Linked DNA regions of Homo sapiens: region 1 is linked to region 2. Evidence: read pairs that join two places in POLR2A ChIA-PET (ENCODE). Cell type or tissue: OCI-LY7. All regions are shown on one strand. Links, peaks and the distances in the headings refer to the core of each region. The heading gives the core; the rest is flanking DNA.

Evidence for each region. Peaks named below come from ENCODE experiments on the same cell type or tissue, not always from the same donor. Only the 100,000 strongest peaks of a DNase experiment are listed, where the experiment ranks them.
Region 1: POLR2A ChIA-PET joins it to region 2 with 5 read pairs; 2 of 35 experiments call an interaction of 5 or more read pairs at or near these places.

The regions. Positions count from the first base shown.
Region 1 is chr2:8,470,422-8,474,814 of GRCh38, forward strand. No RefSeq gene overlaps it. Among named protein-coding and RNA genes, the nearest start is that of LINC01814, 110 kb to the right of the region's middle. In OCI-LY7, for the core only: no CTCF peak of the experiment used is centred there; a DNase peak (open chromatin) is centred at 2,360; H3K4me3 peaks cover 1,074 bases; H3K27ac peaks cover 2,957 bases.
Region 2 is chr2:8,386,312-8,390,704 of GRCh38, forward strand. No RefSeq gene overlaps it. Among named protein-coding and RNA genes, the nearest start is that of LINC00299, 60 kb to the left of the region's middle. In OCI-LY7, for the core only: no CTCF peak of the experiment used is centred there; no DNase peak of the experiment used is centred there.

The DNA.
Region 1 (4,393 bases), core at 134-4,133, 84 kb after region 2:
TGTTCAGAAGACAGCCAGGGTGTTTTGCTCCTCTGATTTGACTTATAATTTAACTCTTTAAACAAGTTATTTCTAATTTCTTGGGGACAGGAAGAATGTGCATTTGGCCGGCAAAGGAACTGAGGCTCAAGAGTTCACAGGACTCAACTATCCCAGGCTACCCAGATGATGGCTGCCAAACTGGATTACAACCCAGGTTTTAATCTAAACTAAATCCAACTAAAAAGGAGTAAATGTCTGAAAATGCCAGTCAAAGCACGAAAGGTTAAGTGGCTAAATTTGGCACCTAACCACATCAACCTCTGTGGCTAAGAAGCTGGAAAGTGGAGACCCTGACTTCTACTCCTTTATAACTTCCCACAGTACCTGGTCCAAAATGTGCTCAGGCAGGCTATTCATACGTGTTGACAGCTAAGTAACCCCCTTCCCCAGATGGTCCCAAACATCCACAGAGGCCTAAGGCTAAACCACATATTTTTTTCCCTTTTCCCTTCAAGTCACCTTTCAACCCACACCAGGACTCCTTCAGGGAACAGCTGGGGGTCCCTGAGTCTCTTGCTGGAGGGTCTGCACCATCCTCTCCCTGTCCCAAAGTTCTCTGAGTCTCTGGACCTTTCTGTCCCCCTGTCTTCCCCACTTGGACTCTACTTCATCTTAGAGATGCTCCCATCGGGTTTGGGTTGGTGACGGTTATCCTTAGAGGCACAGGTGGGTCCTACCTCCATCCTGGACCAGGGCACCCTTCCTTCACGGTGGCCATCCCCTCATTGCTAGCAAAGCCTCTGTGGCTCCCTGTCCCACTGAAGATTCCCACCCTGCCAGGACTTTGGAGCAGAAGGAAAATTCCATCTGGCCTCACATTTCACAGGTACTTCTTGAGTGCCTGGGATTTAACCTCTCAGCTCCTCAGTTTCTCCATCTGTAAAAGTAAAGGAGGTCAGGTTGGATGATCTCTAAGCTCCCTTCCATCTCTGTTCATTGGTGATTCTCAGTGCATGAACATTTTTAAGGATCACTGGAAGGGAGTATAACATAAATAATCAATTTAGTGAAAACACATACATTCCAATGAAATGCAAATTTCTTTAAGATGACTATAGCAGTAGTGTAAAGTGAGTCTGGGTGATAGCATGGAAGTCATCCCTATACCACCTGCAAAGGGACTGCCCTCAGGGAAAAATAACTGAGTAGTAAAGGAAAAGGAAGTGATGCTATTTTATCATGTCGACTTCCAGGTATATTGTTTTAAGCTATTTGATGTTTTGGCTTTTATGGTAGGAAAAAACATCTACCTGTAGAATGTTCAAATGAGTTGTCCATTTTCACGTGCACATTACAAACCAGAAGAACATTTATCATATAAGGTAATGGAAGCCTGTTTATGTAAGCTTGTTATGTTCAAGGCAACAAATTCAGAGTGTGTAGGCTGTACGTACAATGCAGTTTTTAAATCTGCTTACATTAAAAATTCTTTCTTTTCTGACATCTTCTGGTTCCTTTTTTCCTTATCACAAGGTTTCCTGAGCTGGGCTCCATAGACATTAAGAGACTTCTGGATGCACCTCAGAGGTGCCCTCAGCCCCCTAAAGTTGTGGGGCATATGCACTCTTTCATAGTGGCTTTCATCTGATTTTCAAAGGGACCCTTGCCCCGCAAAGTGGCCTCTGATTATGCTTCTCGTTCATAGGCAGGGGAGAAAAATTTCCCAACAAGACCTGTATATGGATAAGCCACCTAGCAGAAAGAATCTCAATTCTGGATCAGAGAGACCTGGGTTCACGTCAATTTGCCAGCTGAACTCTACTTTTGGACAAGTTAATTAAATACTGTGATTCTGAGCTGCCTCCTTTCTGTAAAATGTGGGTGATAGCATTTGTCTAGTTTACGAGTTACTGTGAGGATGAAATTATTTGCTCTCTGTAAGCCCCAGCACACCATTTGTGCTCAATGGCTGGTAGACCCCTCAACACTAAGGAAAACCAGAGCTGCCTCCCCAGGGTAGCTCCCAGCTCACCAGCACATCCTGCAGAGCTGTAAGACTAAAATGCAAGCACAACTCAGTCAACTAAACCTCACTGAAATCAATGTTTCTTTGCCTTCACAAGTTCGATTTCTCCTCAAGATGGTTTCTATGCAGTCCCCGTGAGAGTTGACTGAGAATCACCATACACCAGATGTCTAATCCCCAGGTTCCAACACCTCCCTCATGCAGCCACTATAAGAGGAAAAATGGCTTCCACACCCACCCAAAATCTTCGCTGCAATGCTGTTTTGTCCTTCCACCTTGGCCAATAAAGCCACTTCCTTGTGCTTGAGGCACCTCAGTATCCCACTTCTACTTCTTTCTTGACTTTCATTTCTTATACCTTGTCTTGAGCCACATCCTCTGTGCTAGAAACAGCTCCCACTTCCTGCTGGCCCAGCACCTCTGAGCACTTCCTCTCCATGGCTATACTCTTTCAGGAGTTTCTACACCCATATCACTGGGGGCTGTTTCTAAACCCTCCTCCGGTTGGGAAAGTGGAAAGTTGGTAAGTTCCCTGTAAAATATGCTGTGTGCTAGAGACCAGGAGGCCTGTCCAGTTCCCTATGTCCAATATGGGACAGCTCAGAACCTCTCATTCCCACCTCTAAGCAAAAGCAAGAGTTTTCATGTGAGTTTCTGAAACTTGGCACTTAATGCTGTTGTTCTCATGGTGTTGAGATAAGGAATACGGGTCAGTGTATGAACTCCAGCTTCCCCACTAACCGGCCTGCGATCTTGAGCCCTTAACCTCTGTGAGCCTCAATCTATTAAGTAGATAAGACGCAGTCTGTATTCAGATGACAATTACAAGGTTGGTATTAGATTCTATGGTCAGGCAAGACAAGGCCTGCAGGAGGGAGGAAAAGGGGGATTCTTCCTGGCTGAGGTAAGGAGGAAGGGAACATCAGAGCTGAGCCCTTCCAATTCCCATAAGCCCTATAAAGTTAGATTTATGTAATAAGTTTATTATAGAAGAATAATAGTAACCATTTATGGAATACCTACTTGGCAACAAGTGCTAAATATGCCTTGTTCCTTACCCTGGCAACATGGACCTTCGTGTTCCCATTTTGCAGATGTGGAGTATGAGGCTGAGAGGTACATGACTTCCCTCCAAAGCCTGGTGGAACCAAGTCTGTCTGGAGGCCCTACCACTGCCACACACCTTCCTGGTGTTATTTGTAGCTCTAGAAGAAGAGAAGGACTCTAAGGTCAAAGGTGTTAGAGGTATTGTAATGAGATGATGAACCAGGAGGCCTCTGGCATTCCCTCTCCCTCTCCTAAGATGGTCCTTCTTTACAGACATGGGCAGAACTAAAGCCTTGGAAAGAGCCTAAGCAGACAAGCAGCCAGGGAAAAGGGCACCCAGGTCCTGGCTGGCACCAGCCTGGCTATGGAGTCCTCCCCACAGGAAAAAGATGCCGATGTCAAGAAACTCAAGCTTAAGTCAGTAACAGCACCCTGATGGCCTTGGTCACTTCCTCAGGGCACCTGGACACACCCCAAGGCCTTACAGAATTTCAAATTTGGTTCAATGGCAGTGTCTGATTTTCTAGACTTACAAATCTGTAGATTATCCAGAAGAGCAACCAAAGTGCAATTATTTTTATGGTGGTCTCTGCTGTAAGACATTTTGCAAATTCAGAGTCCTATGCTTCAGAATGAAAGCTCTTCCCAAACTCCAGGGTCAATGGATTAAAGGAATGGATCTGGCTCTTGGCAGTGCCTGGGATGGCCAACATGCAAGCTCCCTAACCCCTTACCTCCTCCCTAACCCCTCACCTGTGTTACAGGTGAGACAGCCCTGTCGGTTCTCCTAGGGAAGGGGAGATGCATCAAACTGATGACAGCTACAGAGTGCTGAGACACGGAGTGGACATGGACACCAAGATGGCCGTAGGAGCTGCTGATGAAGCAGTGCCCGAAGTGACTGCTATTAGGAATAGCACAGAACGAGTTTCTTCATCACCTCCTTCGAGAGGGTGCCGTGATGGAACAGACGTAATTTTCACCCTCAGCTGGGGTGGACACCCTGCTATACAGTGATTAGCTCTGTGATCTTGAAGAGGTCATTTCAATTCTTGGCCCTTTGTTTCCTCATCTGTAAAATAGGGTTGACAACGTCCACCTTACAAAGGTTTCATAAGAATTAAAGGAGAGGGCTGGGCACAGTTGCTGACACCTGTAATCCCAGCACTTTGGGAGGCCAAATAGGGCAGATCACTTGAGGTCAGGAGTTCTAGACCAGCCTGGCCAACTTGGTGAAACCCAGTCTTTACTGAAAATATAGAAATTAGCTGGCCGTAGTGGTGCATGCCTGTAATCCCAGCTACTCGGGAGGCTGAGGTAAGAGAATCGCTTGAACCT
Region 2 (4,393 bases), core at 196-4,195:
AGACTTTGAAATGGACCAGAAAAAAAAAGATTGTAGTCTGTCTTGCCTAGTTCACCCTTCCAAGTTCTCACAAACTTTCCTTGTCTTTGAGCTATTTTACAACTGTAAACTGTAGAAAACTGATAGTAATGCAGGTGATTTGTGTCCATAGAAATGCAAATTGTGTTTGGTGGTGATGCACTTGGTTACTTCTCCTGGGATATTGACCAGTTTTATATCTATTTGTAAATTTACTTCAGTGTCCCTGATTGCCTACGTATGCATATTTTAAATTCTCTTTTGAACTGGTAGTAATATCTTATTGGTTCTTTTATTAATAAATGAGTTAAAGTAAAGCTCTGATAGCCATTCATTCGTGTTTGTATAAGCCGTGATTTTAACACTTTTTAAAAATTATGTTTAACATAGATTACTTTTTAACAATAGAAATGTTAAAATCATTTAAAAAATGTTCCCCCAAATTTTGAAGAATTTATTTTTCTGAAATAAATTGCTTACATTTTAGAAACCACTTTTCGAATTTTAGAACTATAGGTCAATGTACCAGTAAATTACCTGTGAGATTTTCTTTTTTTTTTTTTTTTTTTTGAGATGGAGTTTCGCTCATTGCCCAAGCTGGAGTGCAATGATGCAATCTTGGCTCCACCTCCCGGGTTCAAGTGATTCTCCTGCTTCAGCTTCCTAAGTAGCTGGGATTACAGGCGTGCAGCACCTCGCCTGGCTAATTTTTTGTATTTTTAGTAGAAACGGGGGTTTCACCATGTTAGCCAAGCTCGTCTCGAACTCCTGACCTCAGACGATCCACCTGCTTCGGCCTCCCAAAGTGCTGGTATTACAGGCATAAACCACCCCACCCAGACAACTAGTGAGACTTTCTTATATTGAATAGTTTGTAGTGAGATTAAGGTTTCCATAGCCCACAGATCATGAATGCTATATTCAAACCATTTTCTAAATGGTTGTGGCCAGGTGCAGTGGCTCACACCTGTAATCCCAGCACTTTGGGAGGCCAAGGCGGGTGGTTCACTTGAGATCAAGAGTTCAAGACCAGCCTGGCCAAAATGGTGAAATCCATCTCTAATAAAAACACAAAAATTTAGCTGGGAGTGGTGGCACACACCTGTAATCCCAGCTACTCAGGGAGGCTGAGGCAGGAGAATCACTTGAAGCCAGGAGGTGGAGATTGCAGTGAGCCGAGATTGCACCACTGCACTGCAGCCTGGGCAACAGAGTGAGTGAGACTCCATCTCAAAAAAATTAAAAATAAAAAGTTTTTAAAGTGGTTGTGAGTCTTTCGTAGCTGAATGCCAAAAACTATTTGCTCCTCACCAACCACTTAACTCTTCATTGAACGAAGAAGATGGGTTTTGAAGCAACTTCATACATCCATTCTGACAAAGAAGTGTTGTGTAAGTGTGGCTGCAGTGATGGATAGGGGTTGGTGATCTAATGAACATTTTATATTAGAACAAAAGCAAATATCTCCTCCCCTGGGTATGAAGAACTGGCCACAGAAGATGGGAGTTGAAAAATTTGTAGAAGAAGCCAAAAGCCTATTAGGAAAAAAAAGACAGACCCAGACATTCAAAATTGAGAATCTGTCAAGACTAATAGTGTCCCTGTCCCAAGATTCCCAAGAGGAATTGAGCAGGAAGTCACTGAGAGTTTATTTGCTGGCTTGGACTCAATACAAGGCCTGAAGTCTTGTTGAGAAGGGCTGCTCCCAGCATAGCTTGTGCTGGTAACTCCTAAACATAGCCACCCAAGCACTGTGTCCTGTGGCAGGGAAAGCTTGGCTAAGCCTATCTGTATGAACTGTGGGAACTGTACCCTGGGAGGCCACACATAGACCACAATCTCAGCTTGTGCAGAAATGGAGAAAACAAGGGCATCAATACAATGGATGTGTGTTCACCGGGCTGTGCAGGACAGATCTTCAACAGTGCTGCCATGTGGTTGTAAGGAACAACTGTTAATAGTGGCTATTGAGCACCTTCCCAGTTCCTTCATGGCTGAGATTTAGAAGCGGAATTGACTGAACCTGCATTATGTTTTAACTGGACCTCATAAGAGATAATTTAAAAACCAGAATTGGAAAAAAAGCAGTTGACAACTCTTTATAGCTTTTCAGCTCTTTCAACTTCAGCTCCTGCCCTTTCTGAAGGACAGAGGAGAAAGGGGGCAGGAATTGCCATCTATTGCTGGTAAAGCAGGTAAGATTTGAGCCAGGGGCCCAGGCCCATCTGATCAGAAGCCCCTGGTCTCAGATTTTAAGACTCAGGTATTCTGGCCATAAGACCAGGACTCAGTGACGTTCTGCCAAGGGCCATAAAACTTGGGACAAAAATGCAAGTTATGGAAAACTTCAGTTGCAGATATCTTTGCTTCTAATGCCAATAGAGCTTCTTGGGACAACTGAAAGATAAGGCTACATATAAAGGCTTTTTGAGTTCCATAAAGAAAGACACTAAATAAGTCCATGCCAAGCCAGCCCTTCAGATAGGTGAGCGGAGAACCAAGTCAGAGCCCCCAGAATAGACACTGGATGCCTACCACTGCAGTTTTCACTTCCACATGACCCAGAGTTGCACTTCCAGGTAGGCCTGGTGGTTACTGAAAGTGATCCAAGGTGGTGAGGCTGTTAGTCCAGGTTCTCCATTAACTTTGGCCCCACCTGCAACCATCGTTAGGTTAGGAGAGGAACTTCAAGTACAGACTTCACCCAGAATGAAACTAGCTCAAAGCAAGAAATTCTTAGTAACACCATCACCTCCTATTTCATATAGACTCAGGGTCCAGTCTCTGGGTCAAAGTCCCTTTTGTTTCCTTATGTGCCTTCCCAGTGGTCCCCTGTCCTTAGTCTCTGTAAAATGGAAACAATTCGATGGAACTCAGTAGCTCACTCAAAGTGTGCATGTTTTCTTTAATATCAAAAAGATCTAGACTTCTGGAGGGTTATAGAACTAAAGCCAGAGAATCTTACAGTGATCGAAACTGGTCTAATGCCATTAGCTAAAAATCTTTCAGGGTTTTCTCTCTAGAGAAAACAGAAACCAGGCAATTTTCAGCAATTTTATCTGTCCTAAATCTATCCAAACAAATATGCTGGGGAGAAGAAGATATAAGCACTTAATCATGAGAAACATCCTTGACAAAGAAAGATCAGAATAGGAGCTGAGCAGGAAAAGAGAGCACAAGGTGAGGGGCAGGGGAATAAAATAGGATGACAGGAAGAATGAATTACTTCCCTCTTGGTCAGTCATTAAACTTCACCCAGGCTAGTGGTGAAGGAAAGTCACTCCCACACCATAAATAGGAACGGAGCCGTCCTTTTTCACCTTCAAATTTCAGCCAAGGGTCCATATCACGAACCTTCCTTCAATGTTTACAGGAAAAAGGAGGTGTTACAAAATATATTCTCCTGAATAAATCTTAGATAGCTTCAGCTGTAAGATTGTTAAAATTAAAAGAAACAAGTGGTTGAGCAATTGGAGATTATCAATGCTAACTGGCAAAGGAGAGGATGGCTGGGTATGAGTCACTTTGAAAATACTGGGTCTAGTTTCCTGAATGCAGTATTATTCATTAATTATTCCTTCCTGCCTGCCTTGTTTCCTTCCTTCCTTTCTTCCTTCCTTCCTTCCTTCCTTCCTTCTTTCCTTTCTTTATTGTGCTTTAAGTAGTTCACAGCTTCATGGGAGAGAGGTACCTAGTACACAAATAGCTGCATTAAAATGGGAACAGTGGTAACAGTCACAGAACGGGCCTGTTAAGATACCTCCACTGCTTGGCAAGTTCAAAAAGGGCAGAAACTGAGGTTGAAGTAGCTGAGAAGTTATCATTATCATTTAACTCCAATTTTACCTAATTTGATTTTTTTAATTCTCTCTCCTGAAGCCCAGGTAGGATACAAAACCAAGTCTGGTGGCACGTATGAGGAGGAGCTCAGGACACGAGCAGGACCTGGGTAGCAGGGTTAGCTTGTCCTTGGTGGGGAGAACAGGTACTGACTTGCTCATGGGCATGACAACCAGTGAAACAGCAGTCGCTGTCATTTATTTAACGTGGACTATGTCCTCCGCATTTACTTACCTGCCAAAGGGGATGACCTTGCCAATTCGCCTTTTATAGGTGAGAAGACAGAAGCTAAGAGGTTCAGTAGCAGCCCAAGAATACATACCTTTGGATGGGGTGGGATGGGGTGAGATGGGGTGGGATGGGATGGGATGGGATGGGGTGGGATAGGGTGGGAAGGGCTGGTATGGGGCAGGATGGGATGGGATGGGATGCCCTGGGGTAGGATGGGATGGGAAATCTGGGATAGGGAGGGATGGGGTGATGGGATGGGGTAGGGTGGGATGGGGTAGGATGGGATGGGATGGGGTGGGGTGGG